Linked DNA regions of Homo sapiens: region 1 is linked to region 2. A link is a loop called in an ENCODE intact Hi-C map of the cell type or tissue named here. Cell type or tissue: CD4-positive, alpha-beta T cell. All regions are shown on one strand. Each heading gives the region's core, and the rest is flanking DNA. Links, peaks and the distances in the headings are about the cores only.

Region 1 (8,332 bases), core at 231-8,230, 690 kb before region 2:
CTGGAGTGCAGTGGTATGATCTCGGCTCACTGCAACCTCTGCCTCCTGGGTTCAAGCGATTCTTCTGCCTCAGCCTCCCGAGTTGCTGGGAATACAGGTGTGTGCCACCACGCCTGGCTAATTTTTAGTAGAGACGGGGTTTCACCATGTTGGCCAGGTTGGTCTTGAACTCCTGACCTCAGGTGATCCCTCCCAATGTGCTGGGATTCCAGGCATGAGCCACTGTGCCCGGCCGCTACCTATTCTTTATTCCTTCCAGGTACTACTCAGTGTTAATCAGTTTCACTGTACACTGGTTATCAACTTGAGTCCAGTGATATACAACACCCATGCACACAATTTATACTTAATGGAACCCCATGATTGTTACTGGAGTATTTAGCATTACATATTACCCCTTTTATAATAGCTATACAAAAATTACCCATGAGTGAATGAGCTGAAGCAGGTTTATTGCTTATGGATAGGCAGCAAGGAGCAACAGAAGCCTAGGATTTATTGTGAGCTGGTCCCCCAAGGGTCAAGAAAGCTGCCCAGGGCAGACAGGGTCTCAACTGTGTGTACTCCACTTGAACCACAGCCGAGAAATCCCAGAAAGCAGCCCTCTCTGGGTTATATCCTCAGGGGCCACAAGACTTGCTGGGCTAAAATGTTGGAGGACATGTCGCTTCTAGGGGAAAAAGAAACAAAGTCCAGGCTGTTCCAGCCAGTTCCTCCCCTATCTCAGGATACTGCATTCCAAGCATATTCTATAGTTATTCTTTTTTTTTTTTTTTGAGGTGGAGTTTCGCTCTTGTTGCCCAGGCTGGAGTACAATGGCACGATCTTGGCTCACGGCAACCTCTGCCTCCCAGATTCAAACAATTCTTCTGCCTCAGCCTCCCAAGTAGCTGGGATTACAGGCATGTACCACCACGCCCGGTTAATTTTGTATTTTTTTTTTAGTTGAGACAGGGTTTCTCCATGTTGGTCAGGCTGTTCTCAAACTCCCAACCTCAGGTGATAACGCCCGCCTCAGCCTCCCAAAGTGCTGGGATTACAAGGTGTGAGCCACCGCGCCTGGCTCTTCAGTTATTCTTGAAAACCACGGCCAGGCGCAATGGTTCGTGCCTGTAATCCCAGCACTTTGGGAGGCTGAGTTGGATCACTTTAGGTCAGGAGTTGGAGATCAGCCTGGCTAACATGGTGAAACCCTGTCCCTACTAAAAATACAAAAACTAGCCATGTATGTTGGTATGCATCTGTAGTCCCAGCTACTCGGGAGGCTGAGGCAGGAAAATCACTTGAACCCAGGAGGCAGAGTTTGCAGTGAGCCGACATTGTGCTACTGCATTCCAGCCTGGGCAACAGAGTGAGACTCTGTCTGAAAAAAAAATAGTAATAATAATTAAACCACAAGCATGAAAAGAAGAACTGGGTTGGGGTCTGAGGCCACCCAGAGAATTGTTCTCCACCCCAGCTCAAAACTTGGTCTTATTGTTGTTTCATCATGATGGATGTCTTCGTTGCTCCTCACAAACCCACTCACTTTTGGAATACCCACTTCTCTCTCTGGAATGTCCACTTCACAGAGATACCATGGCTATTCTTCCCTTTCTGTCAGTTCTGGCTTGCCATTCATTCCCACCCAACTGCAACATACCAGCTAGTAGCTGTTTTTCTCAAACCACACTCATGGACTACATCTCAAAAATAACTCCATTCTCTGAAGTATAGAACAAAGAAGGTCCAAATGGCCTCACTCCCAAGGCTGAAAGTTGTTCTGTAAGCTCAGCTAGGACTCTCAGGCAGGGGCCTCAGTTCTCCATATGGGCTTGCGAAGGGAAAATAAAACTTGGGGCCCCAAAAATCACTAAGCTAAAGAGAAGACTGAAGCTAGGAACTGCTTAGGGCAAACCTGCCTCCCACTGTATTCAAAGTCATTCCTCAGCTCGCTGAGATACACATCTGACTGCTTCCTTTGAAAAGGCTAATCAAACTCAAAAGAATGCAACCGTTTGCCTCTTATCTACCTATGACCTGGAAACCCACTCCCCTCTTTGAGTTGTTCTGCCTTTGCCTCGAGTCTGCCTTTGCGTCAAATTGTCACGCCTTTCTGGAAAAAACCAATGTTCATCTTACATATATTGATTGATGTCTCCCTAAAATGTATAAAAGTAAGTTGTACTGGGACCACCTTGGGCACATGTAGTCAGGACCTCCTGAGGCTGTGTTATGGGTGTGCATCCTTACCTTTGGCAAAATAAACTTCCTAAACTGACTGAGGCCTAACTCAGATATTCAGGGTTTACAGGCTTCTTGGGCTTCCTCATGGTGGCAGCTGAAGTCTAAGCAGGAGCCTTCAAAGAGTTCAGAATTGCATAATGCCAGGGCAGTTCAAAGAAAAACATTGTTTGGTAAAAGTGCTTAACCTATACACCAAAGGAAAATTTATAGCTGATGTTGTTTTTTTGTTGTTTGTCTGGTTTGAGACAAAATCTCGCTGTGTCACCCAGGCTAGAGTGCAGTGGTGGCATCTCAGCTCACTCCAACCTCCATCTCCTGGGTTCAAGCGATTCTCCTGCCTCAGCCACTCAGGTAGCTGGGATTACAGGCGTGCACCACCACACACGGCTAATTTTTATATTTTTAGTAGAGATGGGGTTTCATCATGTTGGCCAGACTAGTCTCGAACTCCTGACCTCAAGCAATCTGCCTCCCTCGGCCTCCCAAAGGGCTGGGATTACAGGTGTGAGCCACCGCGCTGGCCTGTACCTAGTTTTGAATCATGCGTTTCTACAAAGCAGCCTGAGGAAAGCATGCCAAACAAACCTCCACCCTGAAAAGGAGAAGATGGCCCTAGGATGGGTTAATAATCAAGGGCCATGAGGAAAGGATAACCTAAGGTGGAGTCCTAAAGGCCTAAAAAGGTGGGATCAGTTTAATGTATACAGTCTTTTTTTTTTTTTTTTTTTTTTGAGACAGAGTCTGGCCATCACCTAGGCTGGAGTGCAGTGGCTCGATCTCGGCTCATTGCAACCTCCGCTTCCCAGGTTCAAGCGATTCTCATGCCTCAGCCTCTTGAGTAGCTAGGACTACAGGCGCCCGCCACCACGCCCGGCTAATTTTTATATGTATTTTTAGTAGGGACGGAGTTTCACCATGTTAGCCAGGCTGGTCTTGAACTCCTGACATAGTGATCCGCCCACCTTGGCCTCCCAACGTGCTGGGATTACAGGCGTGAGCCACTGCGCCCGGCGGATGATCCATTTTTACAGATGGGAGGCATGTACTATCTTAAGCGTGAGAGACAGGCTACTAGAAAGGCCAAGACCATGGATTTCAACAAGTGGGGAAAAGTCCCAAAGGCGCAGATGGTTATAAAGGCCCTCCTGGGATAAGATACTTTGGCTGTAGACGCTGTAGAAAGTACTGGCCCCAGGAAGGAAAAATGGAAAAGCTGGCTGCAGGGTCTGGGGATATCCTAAGAGAACTTTCTGCGGCTGTAGGCTTTGGGAAAAGGGCCCTGAGGGCTGAGGGACAGGGCTGGGTCTGTCATCTAGTGACATCCGCACCCACCGAAGCTCCGCTGGGCTGCACCGCCAACTCTGGTCCTCTAGAGAGCTGCGAGGATGGGGATCAAACACTCAGTGGGGCCGGGCAGGCTGTCTGTGTCCGCAGCCCGCTCAACACGACGCCGGCATATCGCAGCGAACAGGAGAGGAGACGTCGCAGTCCCAGTAGTCTGTCTCCGCGTTTCTTGGCTGCCTGGTCCCGGCCCTGGTGCAGGGGGAAGACGATTACTTGGGATCTTGGGTCGGGACTCGGAGGGGCAAGGTAGAAAGGCAAAGGGGGCCGGTACTAACGGTGCGATTTGAGACTGTTCTACCTGAGTGACAGCGGACGCTCGCGCACGCGCGGAAAGACTTGGATGCCGCCCTCCCTGCGGCGCCCGAGGACCTCACGTGACCCCGAGGTCCTCACGTGACCCCCCACCAGCCAGCGAAGCGGGGTGGTCAGCGCCTCCGCAACGCATGTGGGTCAGCTGGCTGACGGGACCAGGATCTTCCCGGCGGCTCAGTGCAGTCGCTGAGCTAACGCCACAGTCTGGAAGTTGCCTGTTTCGTCAGAGCTGGGGAGATACTTGGGCAGGAAAGAGGAACTGAGGCCCAAGCGGCCGCGGGACTCCTTTAGGGCGGGACCTGCTGGTGTCCACCCGCCCCACTTAGTAATAGGTTTCCACGCCGGCCTGGGACCTTCTGGAGCGGTGACCTCAGAGGCGCGGCCATGGAGGTACCAGTGCAGGTGTCACCAGCCTCTGGGCGGTCCCTAAGGATTTTTTTTTTTTTTTGAGATGGAGTTTCGCTCTGTCGCCCAGGCTGGAGTGCAGTGGCGCGATCTCGTCTCACTGCAACACCCTCCTCCTGGGTTCAAGCGATGCTCCTACCCCAGCCTCCCGAGTAGCTGGGACCACACGAGCGCGCCACCACGCCCGACCAATTCAAGGGGAGCACTTCAACAATGACCATGTTGTAAGCTTCCGGGAGCGCAGATTCCGTGTGTTGGCGGCACCGGTGTGGAGTGTGTTCTACTCCCGCAGGTGTGAGCCTTCAGATGGGGAACGTGCGCTGGAAATTTCTGAGGAATGCTTGAACCAGGCCGGCTTTGGGCTGAAATTGAAAAAATTAGAAGTGCAGGTGTATCCTGGTTCTTTTCAGTGTATCGAAGTCGGGCTGTTGCAACCTTCGTTTTTGCACTTTAACGTTAGCTCTTCAGGGTATTAAATTTAGGGCTTTTGTGCTGTCAGAGGCAGATGGCCAAACGTACCGAACATTCTGCAAAGGTGAAATGAATTTTCTTAACTGCCCTGAAGTGTCTCAACTGCCAGGCCCTTGCGGGCCTTTGTTCCGTAACGTTCTCAGCTAAGAAAGATTACACGATCAATGGATTTGGGCAGGGTAATTGCTAAGTTTCTTCTTTCAAGTTATACTTTGATGTAAAGACTCCATTTCAATGCTACAAAACTCTTAATTTCAGCTTATTTGAAACATTCTACGAGCTCTACTCCCAGATGTTTTCTTGGTTTTGAGGGACACAGTGAGGATGAAGGGAACATGATATTCATGGTGGTAAAGGCAAAAATGTTGTTTACTCCACACACAAGACGAATTTTCCCTATACTAGAAGACAATTGAGTATTTTCCTAATAAGGTGTACAATATCGAGCTTCCAAGTCTACTTAGGAGACAAGGTGATGAGAGATTATGATAAGAGCAACAAGTCATAAACATAATGGTGACTGAATTATCTATAATCACCAAAGACTCAATGACTCATATCCCATGCTATCTCAAAGACATTTCACCCAGTTTTTCCCTCCATTGGTTCAAAATAAGATCACTGTCTTCTCCCTGACATGCTTTTTTTTTTTTTTTTTTTTTTTTTTTTTTGAGACTGTCGCTCTGTCGCCCAGGCTGGAGTGCAGTGGCTGCAAGCTCCACCGCTCCACCTCCCGGGTTCACGCCATTCTCCTGCCTCAGCCTCCCGAGTAGCTGGGACTACAGGCGCCCACCACTACGCCTGGCTAATTTTTTTGTATTTTTAGTAGAGACGGGGTTTCACCGTGTTAGCCAGGATGGTCTTGATCTCCTGACCTCGTGATCTGCCCACCTCGGCCTCCCAAAGTACTGGGATTACAGGCGTGAGCCACCGGGCCTGGCCTTTTTTCTTTTTTTTAAATTTAGATGGGGTCTCACTCTGTTACCCAGGCTGGAGTGCAGTGACCTGATCTTGGCTCACTGCAGCCTCCACCTCTCACCTCACCCTCCTGAGTAGATGGGACTACAGGCACAGGCCATCACGCCTTGGTATAGCATGATTTTTAAATTTGACTTCTAGGACACCCATTTTCTTGGTTTTCCCCTACTTCTGTTTCTGCTCCTGATTCTCAGTGGTTTTTGCTAATTCTCTCTTCTCACCACCTTTTAATTTGGAGTGTCCCCAAGTGTAATTCATGGTCCTCTTCTGTATCTAACCCTCACTTTCTTGGTGATCTTACCATGTCTCATGGGTTTAAATTTTATCTGCCATTCATCTCTGGTTATACATTTCTCAAATGCCATACTTTTACATCCAACTGCCCTCTTTTTTTTCTTTTCTTTTCTTTTTTTTTTTTTGAGACGGAGTCTCGCTCTGTCGCCCAGGCTGGAGTGCAGTGGCATGATCTCGGCTCACTGCAACCTCCACGTCCTGGGTTCATGCCATTCTCCTGCCTCAGCCTCCTGAGTTGCTGGGACTACAGGCACCTGCCACCATGCCTGGCTAATTTTTTGTATTTTTAGTAGAGACGGGGTTTCACCGTGTTAGCCAGGATGGTCTCGATCTCCTGACCTCGTGATCCGCCCGCCTCGGCCTCCCAAAGTGCTGGGATTATAGGCGTGAGCCACCACGCCTGGCCCCAACTGCCTTCTTGACATCTCTACACAGATGTCCAATAAACATCTGAAAATTGATGTGTCAATACTGAACTCATGATCTTCCTCTCTACACCTACTCCACCATGGCCTTTCCCATTATAAATGGCAGCAATTCCATCCTTTTAGTTGTTTATGCCAAAGCCTGCTTTCTTCCATTCCTCCAGTCATCAGGACGTCATGTTGACTCTACCTTCAAAACATGTCCCAAATCTGACCTTTTCTCAACCACCTCCACAGTGAACACCTTAGTTAGCTGTATTGTCATTGCAGGAGCCCCCTAACAGCTGTCTCTGCCTCTATCCTACTCCCCTCCCTGCCCCAGCCTCCCAGTGTCAATGCAGCAGCCGGAGTGACTGTTTTAAAAGCTAAGTCAGATCACATCACTCTTCTGCGGAAAACACTATCATGGCTTCTGGTTTCATTCAGAGTAAAAGCCAAAATCCTTAGAATAGCCTTCAAGGCCTGAAATGACCTGAATTCTGTTAGTCATGGTTCTAGCAGGAAACAGCTGGCATGTTCAAATTAGGATAGTTTAAGGAGAATTTTTAAAAGGGGTTATTTTAAAAGGTGTGAGTAGAGGAAAAGGAATGATTGTTCAACAACCTTGGGTCTAGTAACAGCGGGGCCTTTATAGCATCCCTACGCTGGAAGGGGCAAGGAACTGAGTGGTACCAGATCCCCAAAACAGAGAGGACTGAGGCGATAGCCACCTGTCAGGAGTTGAACCCTTCAGTGGGATGCAGCCAGCCAGTGAGCATCTTGCTTAGAGAGAGCAAGAGCGATGAATACCCAGATCCGACTCTCCTCACTCGCTCTCTTTTGTAGGTGCCCTGTTAGGAGATCCAACAGAAAGCCAGATGGCAAGGGTGTAGTCCCTAGAGGGCACCCTCCTGGGCTCACAGCAGGATGGAAGAAGGTAAAGGGTGGTCTGGAGGGCCACATATGGGATACCGAGCACCCTCTCTAAGCTCAGCCTGACCCTCCCCTTCCATTCATTCCCTCAAACCACACTGGCCTTGTTATCCTACAAGATCCCCATGCTTCTCTCTTAGGGCCTGTTTTAGCTACCCCCTCTGCCTGGAATATTCTTTCCCACATATTTTTTGGGCTAATGTCCTCATTTCCTTTGGCCTTTGCTCAGCTATCATTATCCTCTCAAATAGGACATCTTGGCCGCGCATGGCTGCTCATGCCTGTAATCCTAGCACTTTGGGAGGCCGAGGCAGGTGGATCACCTGAGATCAGGAGTTTGAGACCAGCCTAGCCAACATGGTGAAAACCCATCTCTACTAAAAATACAAAAATTAGCCAGGCGTGGTGGCACATGCCTGTAATCCCAGCTACCCAGGAGGCTACTCCTAGCTACTCAGGAGACAGGCAGGAGAATCGCTGGAACCCAGGAGGTGGAGGCTGCAGTGAGCCAAGATCGTACCACTGCACTCCAGTCTGGGTGACAGAGCGAGACTCCATCTCAAAAAAAAAAAAAAACAAACCCAAAAAGGACATCTTGATCACCCATTCAGCACTGCCACCCACCACCCAGCACTCCTGACCCTGCTACACTGTTGTACTTTTTCTTTCATCCATAGCACTTAACTTCCTGCATATTCTATCCTTCACTTATTTATTTTGCACTGTTTATTTCCTCCATCCCTCCACTAAGATTGAGCTCCGCAAGTGGAAGAATCTTTGTCAGCTTAGTTGATTGATGTATTCTAAGTGCCTAGATCAAATAATGCTTGTTGAATGAATTAACGGTCCTTTAGTACTTACTGAGTTCTAAGTTCTTTAAATGGATAGCGTTACATACAAAGAGAAAGGAACTACCATTATTCTATTTTTCAGATGAGGAGACTCTACTTTTTCACATTTTTCTT
Region 2 (8,332 bases), core at 244-8,243:
CCTGGGCACAGGCGGGCTGAGTCCGAAAAGAGTTAGTGAAGGGAGATGGGGTGGGGCCGTTTTATAGGATTTGGGTAGGTACAGGAAAATTACAGTCAAAGGGGGTTTGTTCTCTGGCTGACAGGGGTGGGGGTCACAAGGTGCTCAGTGGGGGAGCTTTTGAGCCAGGATGAGCCAGGAGAAGGAATTTCACAAGGTAATGTCATCAGTTAAGGCAGGAACAGGCCATTTTCACTTCTTTTGTGTTGGAATGTCATCAGTTAAGGCAGGAACAGGCCATTTTCACTTCTTTTGTGATTCTTCAGTTACTTCAGACTATCTGGATGTATACGTACAGGTCACAGGGGATATGATGGCTTAGCTTGGGCTAGAGGCCTGACAGATATGATACCCTTCATGATCTGGCCTTTATTTAACTTTCTGTCTTCCTCCTTCCAGCTTCCTGTATCATCCCCAGACCCCCTCAAATCCCATGCTCACCGCCCCAGCATTACTGAAACACTGGCAGAACTCTCATCACAGTACACCTGAAGGCCTCTCTGTGTCTGAAAAAGCTGTACCCTTTACTTAGAACAACTTTCTCTCTTTTCAAATGGTTAATGAGGACTCATTCTTCAAAAGTCAACTCTGATACCTCCTCTGGGAAGCCTTACTTGATCAACCCCATACCCAGAGTAAATTAGCTGCCTCCATAACCCCATATGGCTCCATGGCAGGCTTATCATTACTACAGTGATCACTACGCTATGTGACATTTACTATCTCTGTTTACTATGAGATTCACATATCTTCATGAATTTAGTCTTTAATACCAGCAACTCAGCACCATGCTTGAGTGTACCCTCAAAGAATGCTTGCTGAGAGACTAATTGAATAATTGCATACTCTTTTTCTTTCTTTTTGTTTTGAGACGCAGTCTCGCTCTGTCACCAGGCTGGAGTGCAGTGGTACAATCTTGGCTCACTGCAACCTGCGCCTCCCGGGTTCAAGCAATTCTCCTGCCTCAGCCTCCCAAGTAGCTGGGACTATAGGCACGCGCCACCACGCCCAGCTAATTTTTGTATTTTTAGTAGAGATGGGGTTTCACCATGTTGGCCAGGATGGTCTCAATCTCCTGACCTTGTGATCCGCCCAACTCGGCCTCCCAAAGTGCTGGGATTACAGGCATGAGCCACTGCACCCGGCCAAATAATTGCATAATCTTAACCCAGAATTTTTCAAACATTTTTTTCTTTTTCTTTTTTCTTTTTTTTTTTTTTTTGAGATGGAGTCTCCCTCTGTCACCCAGGCTGGAGTGCAGTGGTGTGATCTTGGCTTACTGCAACCTCCGCCTCCTGGGTTCAAGCAATTTTCCTGCCTCAGCCTCCCTGAGTAGCTGGGACTACATGCGCACACCACCAAGTCCAGCTAAATTTTTTGTATTTTTAGTAGAGACGAGGTTTCACCATGTTGGCCAGGCTGGTCTCGAACTCCTGACCTCAGGTGATCTGCCCAACTTAGCCTCCCAATAGCCTCCCAAAGTGCTGGAATTACAGGCATGAGCCACTGCGCCCAGCTCATTTTTTTCAAAGAGGTTGTACCAATTTACCTATACTCTCAACAAAAATATAACTGAGTTTCCTGTTGTTCCACATCCTCAGCAACCCTTGGCTTTGTCAGACTTTTAAAGCATTGTGGTAGGTCTGTGGTGGTGTATCACTGTGGTTTTTTTCAATGTCTTTCATATGCTAGTGGATATAGTATTAAGTAATTAATTAATTATTATTAACATTTCCTGAAACGGCAAATGCAAAGTCCCTCCAGTTAGACTTTTTGAAGGAACAGTAAGAAAACCAATGAATGGGCCAGGTGTGGTGGCTCATGCCTGTAATCCTAGTACTTTAGGAGGCTGAGGCAGGTGGATCACTTGAGGTCAGAAGTTTGAGACCGGCCTGGCCAACATGATGAAACCCTGTGTCTACTAAAAATATAAAAATTAGCTGGGTGTGGTGGTGCATGCCTGTAATCCCAGCTACTCAGGAGGCTGAGGCAGGAGAATTGCTTGAACCCAGGAGGCAGAGGTTGCAGTGAGCTGAGATCGTGCCATTGCCCTCCAGCCTAGGTGACAGAGCGAGACTCCATCTAAAAAAAAAAAAAAAACAAAGAAAGAAAGAAAACCAATGAATGCACAACTGTAGTCATAATCTTAGAACCAGAATTGATCTTATCAGCGATTCTCAAATGTTGGTATTTATATAAAAACCCAATGTGCTGGTTGAAATTGTACATTCTTAGTCCTCAGTCCCCCCAGAATTCTGGGTTAATAGGAACTTGGGCCCTAACATCTATATTTTAAAATAGGTATCCCAAGCAATTCTAATGCAGTTGGTTTTCAGTCTACAGAATGAGAAATTCTATTTTAGAAAATAGCTCTGTTTCATATTACAGTGTCTTTTTTATGAGACAGAGTCTTGCTGTGTCGCCAGGCTGGAGTGCAGTGATGCAATCTCGGCTCACTGCAACCTCTGCCTCCCAGGTTCAAGCGATTCTCCTGCCTCAGCCTCCCGAGTAGCTGGGACTACAAGCATGTGCCACCACGCCCAGCTAATTTTGGTACTTTTAGTAGAGACGGGGTTTCACCGTGTTGGCCAGAATGGTTTTGATCTCTTGATCTCGTGATCTGCCTGCCTCAGCCTCCCAAAGTGCTGGGATTACAGGTGTGAGCCACCATGCTCGGCTACAATGTAATTTATGAGACTACCTACTTTGTCTATCATCTGGTTAATGTAAAAGCTACGACTTTCTAATTTTTGTGGGTATATGCGGCAGCACTTTACAAAAACAAAATTAAGGCTGCTTGGAAAAGTTTAAGACAGAATTTGCAGTAAGTGAAGCCTCTGATCATGCTGCAAAACCAAGAGTAGTTAATGGGGAAGCAATATGGTGAAAAGAGCATCAGTGTCACTTTCAGAAGAGGTAGAATTGAGACTCAGGTGTGTCATCCTAGGCAAATCCTGTAACTTCCCTTAGTTTCCACTTCTCACCTAAATTTAGTATTATATCTATCCTAGCAATCTCTCAATTCTGTATAAGGGTCAAAATGAGTGTGGCAAGTGCTAATACAAAAGTAAGACCTAATCATTGTTATAGGAATGAAACTTGTTTTTGATTGACACACCTGCCTGAATTAAAGAAACAAACTGGCCAGGCGCGGTTGCTTACACCTGTAATCCTAGTACTGTGGGAGGCCGAGGCGGGTGATCTCTCACGAGGTCAACAGATCGAGACCATCCTGACCAAACATAGTGAAACCCCGTCTCTACTAAAATACAAAAATTAGCTGGGCGTGGTGGCATGCGCCCATAGTCCCAGCTACTCAGGAGGCTGAAGCAGGAGAATTGCTTGAACCCAGGAGGCAGAGGTTGCAGTGAGTTGAGATCGCACCACTGCACTCCAGCCTGGCGACAGAGCGAGACTCCATCTCACAAAAAAAAAAAAAAAAAAAAGAAACAAATTTAGTTTCATCAACATTTGTTTCTTGGAATAACCTCAGCAGCTTCCCACTAATGGTTAGTTAGGATTCTAGTTAACCGCATCCCTTCATATTTCAGTTTAGACAAGATGCAAGGAAAATCTTGAGTAACTTGTCCTAGGATACAAAATTAATTTAGTGACAAGGCCAGGATGCAAGTCTGTCTTCTGATTATTAGTTCAGATCACTTTCTACCATACTTTACTCAGTTGTCTTTCCCATTCTTTATTATAACCAACAGGCCAGGTGATTCTGACACACACCAGATTTTGAGCTACCACTCTACTGCATTAGATGTGGTAGTGGGGAAGTAATTATTATTTTATTATCACACTTATTATTTTATAAAGCTTTATTGTAGTATTATTTATATGCCATACAATTCACCAATTTAAATTTAACAACTCAATGGTTTTTAGTATAATCACAGAATTGTGCAACCATCACAATTAATTTTAGAACATTTCATCACTCAGAAAGAAACACCCTATTTGATAGCAGTCATTCTCTATCCTCCCCTCCCCCCAACCTCTGGCAACCACTAATTTCTGTTATACAATTTGCCTGTTTGGTACCTTTCATACAAATGGAATCATACAATATGTGGTTGTGACTGGTTTCTTTCACTTGGCATGTTTTCAAGATAGACTTATTGTTTTAAAATTATCAAAGTAACAATATAGTTTAGAAATAAAAGAAAAAAATCACTCATAATCTGACCAGAAGCAGTGGCTCACACCTGTATTCCCAGTACTTCGGGAGGCCGAGGCGGGCAGATCACCTGAGCCCAGGAGTTCGAGACCAGCCTGGGCAACATGGCGAAACCCTGTCTCTATAAAAAACACAATTAGCCGGGCGTGGTGGCGCGCGCCTGTGGTCCCAGCTACTGGGGGAACTGAGGCGGGGAGGATCGCTTGAGCCCAGGAGGTTGAGGCTGCAGTGAGCAGGGATCGCGCCGCTATACTCCAGCCTAGGTGACACAGCCAGACCTTGTATCCAAAAAAAAAAAAAGTCATGATCCCATTCTAATCAATGCTTTTCTTCTCTCGCCTGCAAGTGCACGTTTATCTTATTGAAAAACAAATGGAGGATGCCATTGGCCTCCACACGGCTCTCACCTCTCTCCAAAACCTAGCTCGCAGCCTGCCAGAGCGCAGCTAGAGTTTCTGGGCAGAGGAGGGAGAAGCACCCCGCCCATCCCCGCCGGCGCCTCGCCTACGTCACTGCTTCGAGCCGCAGACCCCCTCCCTCCTTCCCGGTCGCGGTAGCTTTGACAGAGCGCAATGGCGGCAACCGCGTCTGCAGGGGTGCCGGCGACCGTGTCAGAAAAGCAAGAGTTTTACCAGCTTCTGAAGAACCTGATCAATCCAAGCTGTATGGTGCGGAGGCAAGCAGAGGAAATCTATGAAAATATCCCAGGTCTGTGTAAGACTACCTTCCTCTTAGATGCCGTCAGAAATAGAAGAGCAGGTTATGAGGTGAGACAAATGGCTGCCGCACTGCTACGACGGCTTTTGTCCTCTGGGTTTGAGGAGGTTTATCCAAATCTGCCTGCTGATGTTCAGAGAGATGTCAAGATTGAACTGATTCTGGCTGTTAAGTTAGAAACACATGCTAGCATGAGGAAAAAACTTTGTGATATTTTTGCAGTGCTGGCCAGGAATTTGATAGATGAGGATGGCACTAACCACTGGCCGGAAGGTCTGAAGTTTCTTATTGATTCAATCTACTCCAAAAATGTGGTTCTATGGGAAGTTGCACTTCACGTTTTCTGGCACTTTCCTGGGATTTTTGGGACCCAAGAGCGGCATGATTTGGATATCATCAAACGGTTGTTGGACCAGTGTATTCAAGATCAAGAACATCCAGCAATCAGGACATTATCCGCTAGAGCTGCAGCTGCATTTGTACTTGCTAATGAGAATAATATTGCTCTTTTCAAAGACTTTGCAGACTTGCTTCCTGGAATCTTACAGGCTGTGAATGACTCATGCTACCAGGATGATGATTCAGTGCTAGAATCCCTTGTTGAGATTGCAGATACCGTACCTAAGTACTTGGGTCCTTATTTAGAAGATACTCTACAGTTGAGTTTGAAGTTATGTGGAGACTCTAGGCTTAGTAATCTGCAGCGCCAGCTGGCCCTCGAAGTTATAGTGACCTTGTCTGAAACTGCCACTCCGATGTTGAAAAAACATACAAATATTATTGCACAGGCAGTTCCTCATATATTAGCAATGATGGTTGATCTACAAGATGATGAGGACTGGGTAAATGCTGATGAAATGGAAGAAGATGATTTTGACAGCAATGCAGTTGCTGCGGAGAGTGCACTAGACAGACTGGCTTGTGGGCTTGGTGGAAAAGTTGTTTTACCAATGACCAAGGAGCATATCATGCAGATGCTTCAGAGCCCTGACTGGAAGTATCGACATGCTGGATTAATGGCCTTATCTGCCATTGGAGAAGGATGCCATCAACAAATGGAATCAATTCTAGATGAAACAGTTAACTCCGTTTTGCTTTTTCTTCAGGATCCTCATCCAAGGGTGAGGGCTGCAGCCTGTACTACACTTGGACAGATGGCTACAGATTTTGCACCTAATTTCCAAAAGAAATTTCATGAAACAGTGATTGCAGCTCTGTTACGTACCATGGAAAATCAAGGTAATCAGCGTGTGCAATCACATGCAGCTTCTGCTCTTATTATTTTTATTGAAGACTGCCCTAAATCATTGCTAGTTCTATATGTGGATAGTATGGTGAAAAATCTACATTCCGTCTTGGTGATTAAACTTCAAGAGTTGATTCGGAATGGAACTAAGTTGGCTTTGGAACAACTTGTGACAACCATTGCATCAGTTGCAGATACAATAGAAGAAAAATTTGTCCCATATTATGATATATTCATGCCCTCACTAAAGCACATTGTTGAGCTTGCTGTTCAGAAGGAACTCAAGCTTCTGAGAGGAAAAACTATCGAGTGCATTAGCCATATTGGTCTTGCTGTTGGGAAGGAAAAATTTATGCAAGATGCATCAAATGTGATGCAGCTGTTGTTGAAGACACAATCAGACTTAAATAATATGGAAGATGATGACCCTCAGACCTCTTACATGGTTTCAGCATGGGCTAGAATGTGTAAAATTCTTGGAAAAGATTTTCAACAGTACCTTCCACTGGTTATCGAGCCTCTTATTAAGACTGCTTCAGCTAAACCTGATGTTGCTCTCTTAGACACACAGGATGTGGAAAATATGAGTGACGATGATGGCTGGCAATTTGTAAATCTTGGAGACCAGCAGAGTTTTGGAATTAAAACTTCAGGACTTGAAGCAAAAGCAACTGCTTGCCAAATGTTGGTTTACTATGCTAAGGAGTTAAGGGAAGGGTTTGTGGAATATACAGAACAAGTTGTGAAGCTGATGGTTCCTTTACTGAAATTTTATTTCCATGACAATGTTCGAGTGGCAGCAGCAGAGTCCATGCCTTTTCTCCTGGAATGTGCAAGAATTCGTGGCCCAGAGTATCTTGCACAGATGTGGCAATTCATATGTGACCCCTTAATCAAGGCTATTGGTACTGAACCAGATACAGATGTGCTCTCAGAAATAATGAATTCTTTTGCAAAGTCCATTGAAGTTATGGGAGATGGTTGCCTTAATGATGAACACTTGGAAGAACTGGGAGGAATACTGAAAGCAAAACTTGAAGGGCACTTTAAAAACCAAGAATTGAGACAGGTGAAAAGACAGGAAGAAAACTATGATCAACAGGTTGAGATGTCTCTGCAAGATGAGGATGAATGTGATGTTTATATTCTGACCAAAGTATCAGATATTTTGCACTCATTATTTAGTACTTATAAGGAAAAGATTTTACCATGGTTTGAACAACTACTTCCATTAATTGTAAATCTAATTTGTTCAAGTAGGCCATGGCCAGACAGACAGTGGGGATTGTGCATATTTGATGACATCATAGAGCACTGCAGTCCAACTTCATTTAAATATGTAGAATATTTTCGGTGGCCAATGCTACTAAATATGCGAGATAACAACCCTGAAGTCAGGCAAGCTGCTGCTTATGGCCTGGGTGTCATGGCACAGTTTGGTGGAGATGATTATCGTTCTTTATGTTCAGAAGCTGTTCCACTTCTGGTAAAAGTTATTAAGTGTGCAAATTCCAAAACCAAAAAAAATGTCATTGCTACAGAGAACTGTATCTCAGCAATAGGGAAGATTTTGAAGTTTAAGCCTAACTGTGTAAATGTAGATGAAGTTCTTCCACACTGGTTATCATGGCTTCCACTGCATGAAGATAAAGAGGAAGCTATTCAGACTTTGAGTTTTCTCTGTGACCTAATTGAAAGTAACCACCCAGTTGTAATTGGTCCAAATAATTCCAATCTTCCCAAAATAATCAGTATAATTGCAGAAGGAAAAATTAATGAGACTATTAACTATGAGGATCCTTGTGCCAAACGCCTAGCTAATGTCGTGCGTCAGGTACAGACTTCTGAAGATTTATGGTTGGAATGTGTATCACAACTTGATGATGAACAGCAGGAAGCCTTACAGGAGTTGCTAAATTTTGCTTGAAGCACTTTAATATAACTTGAATATTATCTATTATAAAAGTAACTACAAATAAGTGTTGTGAATAGATTTTATTATAAATCAGAGAACTGTTTTCTCCCTGCTAAGCAGTTTATAGTTCTTCTCCATGTTTCTCCAGAATTAATCAGTGTTAGTCCTCTGTTTATCTCGCATGTTTTATCTTCCAAACACAGACCTTGGTGATAACCTGTGCTTCAAACTG

What was found. Peaks named below come from ENCODE experiments on the same cell type or tissue, not always from the same donor. Only the 100,000 strongest peaks of a DNase experiment are listed, where the experiment ranks them.
Region 1: it touches region 2 in a loop (5-fold over the local background); 4 of 110 quality-filtered maps call a loop at or near these places.

The regions. Positions count from the first base shown.
Region 1 is chr9:6,699,880-6,708,211 of GRCh38, reverse strand. LINC02851 (long intergenic non-protein coding RNA 2851) reads right to left here and starts at 3,905. Exons shown (of 3, transcript NR_184134.1): 1 at 3,869-3,905; 2 at 3,559-3,759; 3 at 432-670. RefSeq lists a silencer at 703-917 and enhancers at 3,624-3,753, 3,804-3,893. In CD4-positive, alpha-beta T cell, for the core only: no CTCF peak of the experiment used is centred there; a DNase peak (open chromatin) is centred at 3,921; H3K4me3 peaks cover 1,523 bases; H3K27ac peaks cover 1,362 bases.
Region 2 is chr9:6,012,070-6,020,401 of GRCh38, reverse strand. It overlaps RANBP6 (RAN binding protein 6), which reads left to right and starts at 4,778. Exons shown (of 1, transcript NM_012416.4): 1 at 4,778-8,332. The coding sequence starts at 4,795. The coding sequence ends at 8,112. RefSeq lists an enhancer at 4,900-4,959. In CD4-positive, alpha-beta T cell, for the core only: no CTCF peak of the experiment used is centred there; DNase peaks (open chromatin) are centred at 4,721 and 5,511; H3K4me3 peaks cover 1,748 bases; H3K27ac peaks cover 1,181 bases.